Regions from separate parts of the Homo sapiens genome. Here region 1 is linked to region 2. The links are chromatin loops, found by intact Hi-C in ENCODE. Cell type or tissue: Caco-2. All regions are shown on one strand. Each heading gives the region's core, and the rest is flanking DNA. Links, peaks and the distances in the headings are about the cores only.

Region 1 (5,406 bases), core at 1-5,000, 100 kb after region 2:
CATTAGTTTACATACCAACTAAACATGTGATACTAGTTAACTATAGTTGAGAGCTTATCAATTAAGTCATCAATAGTGTAAACAAGAAGTTGAATGTCTGCTTTTTCCCTCATTCGGTGATCACTGTGTTTTCGGAGGATGACATCCACATCTGTGCTGAGTACTCGATCGGCAACCTGCATTGATGTATGCCAAGGTACAATGTCATCCTTCATGCCATGGAGCAATCTTATGGGGCAGTTCACAGGAATTGGGCTATGTAACAAGCAGTGATGTTCAGCTTCTTTAATGAAACTGTACTGAACGTTATAAACTCCTTCTTCAGAGTATTTTGATGGCATGCTCCACACACCTTTCATCTCTACTTCCTTTTTTAGCTATTGGAAAAAGAAAGAAAAATAAAAGTATTTGTGACTTTAGGCAACATTAACACATGCAATAGTTTTAAGTAATCTAATGAAAGCAGTTCTTGAATAAGAGGATAGAGATAACAAAAGTATAACAATAATAATTATCAATAATTACTACATGCAAGGTACTGTGATGGGTATTTTATACATATTATTCCATAAGATTCTGATAATAATTCTGTTATTATTCTATTTTTATAAAAGAGGATATTATGGTTTAGATAAATGAAATACTGTGTGCAACAGTTCAGGGCTAGGCTACTAACTGTTATGGCTAAGACTCAAACTTAAATTTAAATTTATTTAATTTTATCATACACTATCTCAAATCAGATGTTGCTTCACCCCAACTGAAAAGAAAAATGAAGAGGGAGAAAAGCACTACAATTTCTTGGAATCAGTCCAGGTATCATTCATATTTAAATAAAATCAAATCTTAGAATAAACATTGTTTAGATTTCAAAATTGTAAACCTAAAAGTGCTTATAAGTAGCTAAAATGGATATGGCATAGGGAAAGAAGAGAAAGAATCAAACACAGAACTAAGAATAAAAAAATAAGAGTAATTACATTGTAACAATCATACACATACTCATGCAATTTTAGGCTGAATGTAAAGAAATATAGTTTTTCCTTCCAGAGTCCTATAAAAGAGAAAAAATTTGATTTTTGTTCTGGATGACAAAGAAGTCTTCCACATACTTCCTGAAAGCCAAACAATAATATCTGTATATTTATTCCCTTAAAATGAAATATACATGTCCTTTGACTTTTTGAGAACTCTTATTTTTTATATAATTTATCTTAATTTTTCTAAAAAAATTAGAATTTTGTATAATGAGTAACATGCAGTCATTATAGAAAACATAAAAATAATTAAAGAAATAAATCACCCATAATCCTATCTTATGGAGAGAAAAACCATTAATATATGGCTTATTTCCTTCCAATATTTGTCTATATGTGTTTTGGTTTTTGTGTAATATGTAAAATACATACATATTACACATTCATATACAGTTTTCTATGCTGTTTATTTAGTACATATATTTCTGGGTTTAAAAAATTCTATGAAAAGGTTTTAAATGCTGCACAGCAGTCCACCATAATTGACTTAATTAGTTTGACCATCTCATACTGTGGTATTGTCATGAACACTTTTGAGCATAAAAGTTTATTTATATATAATAGATTATTGGAAAGATGATCACAGCTTAAAACTAAAACAAAAATCAAGCTATGAATAGTTTCAAGACTGTTACAATCATATAATATTAAGGGCATTTCTAGAAAAATGGAATGGACATCTTATCAAAAATTTTAAAAAATAAGGAAAGAAAAGCTACACATATTTGAAAAATTTAAAGTTTCAACAAATATACTATGATTTTCCCATGTTTAAAATTGTTAATTTATTGCAAATGTAAAAAGGAAAACAAGAACTTAAAAAATATGTATGACATAATATAATCTATATGTACTTAGGCTTTAATGTATTTTTAATTCCAAAAAGACTTAATAATTCAGTAAAAAAAAAACTGTACTTCTAAATATGTCTCCAAATGATTTAAAATTAATGAAATTCTACAAAACTATAAAATGTATATAAATCTATATCAATATCATGGCATTCTCTGTATTAAAACAACATATGAACCAAATATTTAAAGTAAAGATGACATTTAGCTATCCTCAAGCTACTCAGGATTGTTTCTGAATTTGTAAATACTTCAGCAGATAGAACTTAGTCCCACTGGTTATTAGCTGAAGTGGAGGCTTTGCTAATTAAGGCGACACTGAATTAATAATAGTTTCATTTTAAGCATCCCTGGCCCCCAACTAGCTCTGCTACCTGCCACTGAATTGAATGAAAATGGTCCATCTGAAGAACAAAGTTAACTTTATAAAATGTTGTATGTCTCAAGTCCTCAAGAACAAAAAGTTCAGAAACAGCAAAGACATTACCCAAAGAAAATGTACAATATATTAAGTTCTACATCAACAAAACTTATCAAGGCAATGTGGTTCAGAAGCTTACATTCCCAACAGCTGTGCATCATGTCTGAGGCCCTCTAGTGTCCAAAGAAGGTGATAATGATTAGAGTCAGTTAAAGAGGATGGTCAAGTTCTTAGAGAAGAAATGAGAAATGCTGGGCTTACTATTCCCAGGGTTATAAAAGATAGTAAAAATCTCCACATCTGCTCCGTTGACATTGTTAGGGCTAGCTGTTTATGTGGAGAAGAGATAGCGGTCTTAGTGTTGGTGCTCTTTCCTTATACATGCTTTTAAGTTAACCAAGGGCTCAACATGCTTCTGTTAACAACTGCTTATCTGAGTAAGTATTAGCAAAAAATGCCTTGATTTGCAGATTATAAATCTTCTCAATTAGAAAGTATCTACCCTATGCTCACTCTGACTGATGTGAACACACACACACGCAGAGAAATGTACATGGCCAGGCACAGTGGCTTGTGTCTCTAATCTCAGCACTTTGGGGGTCCAAGGCAGGAGAATCTCTTGAGCCTAGGAGTTCAAGACCGGCCTGGGCAACATGGCGAGACCCCATCGCTACAAAAAATACAAAAATCAGCCAGGCATAGTGGTGTGCACTTGTGGTCCCAGCTACTCAGGAGGCTGAGGTGGGAGGATCTCTTGAGTCTGAGGGGTCAAGGCTGCAGTAAGCAATGACTGCACCACTGCACTCCAGCCTGGGCAACAGAGATACCCTAAAAACCCCCCCAAATAAAAACAAAACCAAAACAAATGTACACAGGTTTTGTCATTTACCAATAATTACAAAATACAATAAACCCCCAACCCCCAAAAATCAACTCCTTTTCAATCTGCTATGTCTTTGAGATAATTTCCTACCCAAGAAGCGCTGTATTATTGAGTTAAGAGGATGGAGCAAGGAGTCCACATTTAGATCCACAAAATGTCAAAGGTGGGAAAAACATGAAGACATTGAGCAACTATGTATGAGAAACCACCAAGAAAGTGAACAAAATTCAGAAACAGGAGATAAGTTCAAGGAAGACCAGCTTTGTAATTTCAGCTCTGATAGGAAATAATATGAGAAACCTGAATACACACACAATGCTATTTCTTAAGGAGCTTAAAACAACGTGAACTAAGAATGAACTTAGTTAATATATGGCACAGGTATTAATGCAGAACTTGAGGCAAATCAATGACATTCTACTATTCAACACTGCATACGTTTTTTCTTCTTTTTTTTTAAATTTCTGAACCTCCTTCTCCTCTTCCCCCATTCTCTAAAGCATTGTTCTCAAACTTTACAAGAGGTTTGTTAAAACACAGACTGCTGGGCCATACCCCCAGTTTCTGATTCAGGGTAAAACCCAAGAATTTGGGTTTCTAACAAGTTCTCAGGTGCTGCTGCTGCTGCTAGCCTAGGGACCATATTTTTTAACTACTGCTCTGTTTTCTTTAATTTCTGTGTCTCTGTCACTCTGACTGACAATATCTGTCTGGAGAGTTCTGTTGGGAGGAACTGAGGCTGCTTTTAGGCTAAAACAAAGACAGTCAGCTCTCCATATTCATGGTTTCTGCATCCATGGATTCAACTAACTTTGTATCAAAAATATCTGGAAAAAAAAGGTTACCTCTGTATTGAACGTGTACAGTCTTTTTTTCTTGTCCGTATTCCCTAAACGATACAGTATAGCAACAATTTACATAGCGCTTACATTGTACTAGGTATTTTAAGTAATCTGGCAATGATTTAGATTATACAAGATTATGTGCAAATACTACACCATTTTTTTTCTCAGAGACTTGACCATCTGTGGATTTTGGTATCCATGGGAGGTCTTGGAAGCAATCCCCTTCAGATACCAAGGGATGACTGCAGTTTCAGTTCATTAGCCCACTCTAACATAGTCATAAGAACAGGCACTACTCCCCATATGCCACAAAGTAAGAGGACCAAAAGGAGATCACGATGTATGATTCAAATAAGTAAATGTAATAATAAAGAAAATGTGGCTAAAAAAAAAGAAACTTCAAAGTGTGATATTGTTAATGTGTCTCAAATATTTGGCAGAATGATTTGAAGAGACTATGAAGAAACGAAATCTTAAACAAGATGACAAATAGTTAAAGATAGAAAAGAGGTTGTGTACAGAAAGGCAGCTAAGACAAAAGTTGGGCCAGCACAGTAAGTCAAAGGAATTATTGTTTTCTGTCCCCCCTTCCCTCAAAGAAAGAGGGAGCAGAAGAAGTATAAGCGGTAAATATATTGAGGTGGCAAAAGTGACTTTTGACTTACCTCAACAGGAAGCTGATTAAACTTTGTCACTAAGGTATCTGCAGCTGTAGCTACACCAATAAGAGCCACGACCTTCTCTGGTCGTGCAATTGCAGCATGAAGCATAAGCCACCCTCCAAGGCTAGATCCAACAAGAATCTAAAAATAAAATAAAATAAAACATTAGGTCTTTAAGATAGAACAGGTTATAAACATAAAACAAAATATGTACAATAAAAAATTAGAAAGTAAAAATAGAATCATTTTAAATCAAATATCAAAATGGATTAAACATTTAAATTAAATAAAAACATTTTCATATCTAAAGAAACAGCTTAGGCCGGGTGTGGTGGCTCACGCCTGTAATCCCAGCACTTTGGGAGGCCCAGGCGGGCGGATCACGAGGTCAGGAGATCGAGACCATCCTGGCCAACACGGTGAAACCCCATCTCTACTAAAAATACGAACAATTAGCCGGGCGTGGTGGCGGGTGCCTGTAGTCCCAGCTACCTGGGAGGCTGAGGCAGGAGGATGCCGTGAACCCGGGAGGCAGAGCTTGCAGTGAGCCAAGATTGCGCCACTGCACTCCAGGCTGGGTGACAGCACGAGACTCCATCTCAAAAAACAAAACAAAACAAAACAAACAGCTTAAATACGAGGTTACAGTAATTATCATCATACTTAACAAAACAGTCACCTGTGGCCCATCAGCTAAGTCATCAATT
Region 2 (5,945 bases), core at 523-5,522:
AGAAGGGGAAACAAGCGGTAAATGGAAAATGTAGTTTCTGAGGAAAATTCCTGAGAACTCCCTCTGGAGAGACTGGGGAGTTACCCCTTCTTCTTCTCATTCTATGACTGGGTTTGTAACTGGGAGCTGGACTCAACCCATGCCGCATGAAGGCTGGATCATGCTCGGGAGTATCCCAGCCTCAGTCGAGCCCCTCTCTACCATCACCCCCACATATAAATAAAAACAATTTTCTTCTTTCCCATTTTGAATTGAAATGATTGTCCACTGGAGGATGTAAAAACTTTAACGAATACTAATAATCATTAAAAAATTGGTAACTACCTAAAGAACTTTAAATGATGTGGAAGACTGTATCATGCAAATCATAAAAATAATAATGTTCACAAATAATTTTTAATGACTTGGCAAAATGATCTAAACATAATATCAAAATCCTAAAGGTAGTCCACAAGACTATAAAGAAATCTAATCTCAAATTATTTTAGAAATGCAACTAAACAAAAGACTAGAAGAAAATATGACCAAATATTAATATTACAGATGGGTTTTATGGGTAACTGAACATATATCATTTTTCAATCAAAATAAGCAACAACATGAAATAATATATGGAATAGATGTAGTCATATATAGTTAGCATTCTATACATTTTTTGTTTTATACACACATACAACACTAATAAAATAAACAGTCATTTCTAAAACAAGTTAAAATTGGGCCAAGCATGGTGGCTCATGCCTCTAATCCCAGCAATTTGGGAGGCCAAGGCAGGCAGATCACTTGAGGTCAGGAGTTCAAGACCAACCCGGACAACATGGCAAAACCCCGTCTCTACTAAAAATACAAAAATTAGCTGGGCGTGGTGGCACATGCCTATAATTCCAGCTATTTCGGAGGCTGAGGCATGAGAATTCCTTGAACTTGGGAGGCAGAGGTTGCAGCGAGCCAAAGTCGTGCCACTGCACTCTAGCCTGGGTGACAGAGTAAGACTTTCTCTCAAAAAAAAAAATAAATAAATACAATAAGTTAAAATAATGACAGCTTATGGACACATGGTTCTTCAAAGTTTTTTAAAACTCTTTCAAATACATTATTTATTATTTTATCATCATAGTAATATATCAGACACACCAGATGAAGTATAATTATTTTTAGCAAACAAATGAAAAGAAAAAGAATTCAAATCAACAGGTATCAGGATATAAATAAAATATAAATCAGTGTTTAAGTAAGTTGAAACATTAAGAAACCTCTTCAAGATCCAATGAGCAGAGTTTAAAGTAAAACACTGGTTTCTATATTTCTTCTGGAGCTTATAAAACAACAAAATACAACAACAACAGAAAACAAAAACACAAGAATCAGGCATATCTCCCACCCATACAATATATTCCAAGCCGGTCTTAAATTCACATTATAAATAATGAAATGGCTATGAGTACATCTTCCATTTCAGTGTAAGTCACAAGCCTTAAGTAAGTTCTTAAAATGTGTTATTTATTCACATCTAAATCCTCTTACCTGCAGCAAGACATAAGCCTATGATGATCACTGTAATGACACCTAGGAAAATGGAGGTGATGATCATCCACAGTTTGCATCTTCCAACCACATTCTTATTACAGGAGCTCCAGGGGCTTTCCTTGTTAGCCTAGAAAGGCAGAGGGAGATTGTGAGGCAGTCATTGTGTTGCAACAGACAGTTCTGAATACCTAGGATGTGCCAGAGACACAGAAATGAAGGCAGCAAGACCCTGACCTTAGGGCAACACTCTACTGAATCAAGTTTTCAAAAAGAGAGATCAGAGGCAGAACAGAACCTCATCAAGAAGTTAGCAAGAAAATCCTCTGGGGGCTCTGAAGTGGGGAGGATAGGCAGGATTTTGAAAGATGGATTTTTGAAGGCATTCCAAACCCAGGAAAGAGCATCCAAAGTGTGGATTCGTAATGGAACCGGCCAGCAGACTAGCCTGCCGACTGGAATGTGGGTTTCAGAGGCAAATAATGAAAGTTAAGATTAGAGAGAGTGAAAGGCTGGGAGCACACTCAGAGGGTGTTGATAGCTGTCCCAGAATAGATTGGACTTAATTGGGTGTGCACTGGAAACTTGAAGGTTTTGAAACACCAGAGCCGAGTTGAAAATTAAGGGAAAATCATGTGTGGTTTAGAGTGGAAACACCAAGAAAAAGCTACAAGGCTACTGCTGTGGCCTAGGTTCTATGTAAAAAAGGGTTGGGAAGGGAAATGAAAGGACAGCTGCAAGAGACAACAGGAAATAAGCTGCAAAGCTGGAGTGAGAAGGCTGGAGTGAGGCAGAGGAGGGGTCAATGAAAACAAGTACAACTGCTATGGTTTATTGAGCACCAGCGTCATTTCACTTAACCCTAACAGCCCTTCAGGGTGTGCACTAGTCCATTTCAAAGACGCAATTCAGAGAGATGAGCCAGAACCAATCCCTGCTGTGTGTCTCCACAAAGCTCTCCAACTTTCCCTTTTGTCCACATCACTGTGCAGAGCTCCGGTTTATGAGGGTGTCACAGAGGGGCCCCCACCTTACCCTATATGGTCCCATGACTCTTCTCCTACTTCCCACTCCACCATTAGATAATTCTTTCATGGAGACCATGGGAAACAACAGAATACAATGGGGAAAAAATGTGTCTGTATCTAACACACTTGGATTCCAAACCAAGATATACCACTTAAAGGCAAGGTGGCTTTAAGCAAGCTACTGAAACTCATAGGCCCCAAAGTCCTCAGCTTTAAAATATATAAATAGTAAATTAGCTCACAGGACTGTTGCAAAAACTAGAGATAATGGACACAAAGCATCTGCTAAACAATTATTGGGAGTTCGGCCAAAGGGTGCAACTGCGCCTCAGTCATTCCTCAGCGTTCACCATCCCACAAAGCAGCAGCCGGCACTCGAGGAGACTCGCTCCTGACCGACACCTGGCCACCTGGCCTGCTTTCTCTCCCATTCTTTTTTTTTTTTTTCTTTTTTTCTTGAGATGGAGTCTCGCTCTGTCGCCCAGGCTGGAGTGCAGCAGCACGATCTCCGCTCACTGCAAGCTCCGCCTCCCGGGTTCACGCCATTCTCCTGCCTCAGCCTCCCGAGTAGCTGGGACTACAGGCGCCCGCCACCACGCCCGGCTAATTTTTTGTATATTTAGTAGAGACGGGGTTTCACTGTGTTAGCCAGGATGGTCTCGATCTCCTGACCTCGTGATCCTCCCGCCTCAACCTCCCAAAGTGCTGGGATTACAGGCATGAGCCACCGCGACTGGCCTTCTCTGCCATTCTTATTTTGGTGCTGGCCATCAGAAAACGAATCGGTCAGTCCACACTTGGACTGTATTTCCAACCTTCTCAATTAGAGGTGCCCAAGCCTGGCTGCACATCAGAATCACTGGGTAAGGATTTTAACTGACACATACCTAGGCCCCACCTGCACCTAGTGGACCAGATTGTAAGGGAGGTGGGAGGAGGCCATGGCAGACCTCTGGTCTGAGGCCTCCCACCTTTCGGGAGTTAGGTCAAATCTCCCCTTTGGTGGAAGCCTCCCTCCCCACCTGCCCTTAGTGAGATCTTCCAATACCTGAGCTGTCCACATAGCCCATCTGCTGTTGCCACTGACTGCCCTGTCCGGTTTCAGGTTCAAAAACAAACAGAGCCTGGCCTTATCTTCCTGCGTAAACTGAAACCACATAGAGGAGGGGTGCTCTTAAACTGCCCTGTTCTTATATTCCACACCTGTGCCTTCTACAAGTAATATACATTTAACGATTGTGGGCTGTTTAGTTGTAGAGGCCTCCCAGAAATTTTAAGAATGGACTTTGAGAAAATCTAGATGAGGGGACAAATGTTGGATTTCCCAAGTGCACTTTACACTGACTCTGAGGCCTAGCCTGTCAGAGGTGCGAGGGGAGCACTTAAAGGCCCTAGGGATATCTTGACAGAGGAAATCCCTCTTGAGTTAAGTGCATTTCTGGAATCCAGGGATAGGGTCACCTCTCATCCCCACTCAAAACCTGCAGAACTGCTTCAAAGCCAGGGGAAGCCACACGGGAAAAAGACATCCCAGTACAAAGAATCTTCAGTTTCTCAGGGGACAGAAACATCTCCCCATTTACAGAGCTCCTGAGGCCAAAGCCCTGGTGCTATTTTCAGCCCTCATAAAAGGCAGCTGGGACCCATAAAGATTAGCACAAAAGGAAATATCTAGTTTCAAATGAGCCATAGAATGAGTGTCAATGCACCTCCTTGGCCTCTCATGCCTTTATTTATGCTGTCCCTTAGAGATCACAAATTAGGACTCTGGTGTGTTGAAAAAAACCACTAATTACTCTATGACTTCCTGGAGGAACTCAGCTTAAAATTTTACAGCCGTCATCTATAGGAAATGCCTCTTCCTGTAGCCTAGTGCCCTCACTGACCTGTCCTCAGCTCTAAGAGGAAGACCGCTGAGCGCTATCCCTTACATGATTAATATTCACAGACTTTATGTCATTATAAAATGGTCTGTCACAACAAAAAATAAAAATAAAAAAATAGCCAGACATGACGGTTTACACCTGTGGTCCCAGATACTGAGGAGTCTGAGGTGGGAGGATCGCTTGAGCCCAAGAGGTCAAGGCTGCAGTGAGCTATGAGCATACTACTGCACTCCAGCCTGGGTGGCAGGAGTGAGACTCTCTCAAATGAAAAAAAAAAAAAAAAAAAAAGCACATGAAACTGTCAGACACTCCCAGCCAAACAATAGACTGTACAGTGCTTCTCAGCTGTCTGCCCATTAGAATCAGCTGAGGAATTAGTATCTTTTAGAAGTAACGCCCGGAGATTCCAATGTGCCCTGAGGGTGAAGAGCCTGTGACACAGTAGGTGTGTGCTACCTGTGCCATCTGAGTCTTGCCTCAAAACTGGATCATGAAGACACACTGCCTTCTTCACTGGCTTCATCTCTCTTGCCCAAATTCTAGATCGTGAGGAGAGGCCACACATAGATTCTTCTGCAAGGTGCCTTCCGGAGATATTTGCAACTGCATCTTACATTCTATTATTGTTTTACATGGCTTAATAATTTACATTTGCAATCTGCATCTTATATTCTGTGATCATATTATATGGCTCAAGAATTTTCAGGGCTTTCCTATGAACATTCCCCGGATATTTACATCCGTCTTTAGATAAAGGTCTAAATACATGACACAGGATCCTGCAACAGTGGCAGGATACCTATCTCTTACATCTAAAAAGCCTTTCTTCTTTTTGACTCAATCAGAAGCAGATATTATATAGATCAGGGAAAATTTTCTTACAGGTAGGAAACTCTTCATAATACTCATTGTGGGATTTAATCCACTTGTTTGATCCAAGCACAAAAGAGCCAGTTGATTCTTGTCCTAAACTGAACAACACGTGGCAATGGAGCTAATTTTTAGCTAGCTCATTGAAATAAATCTTTTTTTTTTTTTTTTTTTTTGAGACGAAGTTTCACTCTTGTTGCCCAGGCTGGAGTGCAGTGGCGTGATCTGGGCTCACCACGACCTCCGCCTCCCAGGTTCAAGCGAGTCTCCTGCCTCAGCCTTCCTGAGTAGCTAGGATTACAGGCATGCGCCACCACACCCGGCTAATTTTGTATTTTTTTTAGTAGAGACGGGGTTTCTCCATGTTGGTCAGGCTGGTCTCGAACTCCCAACCTCAGATGATCCACCTGCCTTGGCCTCCCAAAGTGCTGGGATTACAGGCGTGAGCCGCTGTACCCGGCCTGAAATAAATCTTACCTGCCTCAAAACTATCAATTTACTGGTTTGTTATTATTCAAATGATGTTGCCATCTCTTAAAATGCCTCTGGGATTTCTATTTGAAAACTGAGCCCCTGTAATAAGCCATAAAAGAAAACCAGCCTCACTCTATTACCCATAATTTATTTTTCACTTTTG

The links. Peaks named below come from ENCODE experiments on the same cell type or tissue, not always from the same donor. Only the 100,000 strongest peaks of a DNase experiment are listed, where the experiment ranks them.
Region 1: a loop joins it to region 2, with 4 times the contacts of the local background. A loop is called at or near these places in 6 of 110 quality-filtered maps.

The regions. Positions count from the first base shown.
Region 1 is chr3:111,986,348-111,991,753 of GRCh38, reverse strand. It overlaps ABHD10 (abhydrolase domain containing 10, depalmitoylase), which reads right to left. Exons shown (of 5, transcript NM_018394.4): 3 at 5,379-5,406; 4 at 4,703-4,840; 5 at 1-377. The coding sequence ends at 33. Among named protein-coding and RNA genes, the nearest start is that of TAGLN3, 9.9 kb to the left of the region's middle. RefSeq lists enhancers at 4,747-5,246, 5,247-5,406. In Caco-2, for the core only: a CTCF peak has its summit at 2,473 (motif pointing left); no DNase peak of the experiment used is centred there.
Region 2 is chr3:112,089,069-112,095,013 of GRCh38, reverse strand. It overlaps C3orf52 (chromosome 3 open reading frame 52), which reads right to left. Exons shown (of 6, transcript NM_024616.3): 2 at 1,525-1,654. Among named protein-coding and RNA genes, the nearest start is that of C3orf52, 5.7 kb to the right of the region's middle. In Caco-2, for the core only: no CTCF peak of the experiment used is centred there; DNase peaks (open chromatin) are centred at 3,633 and 4,023.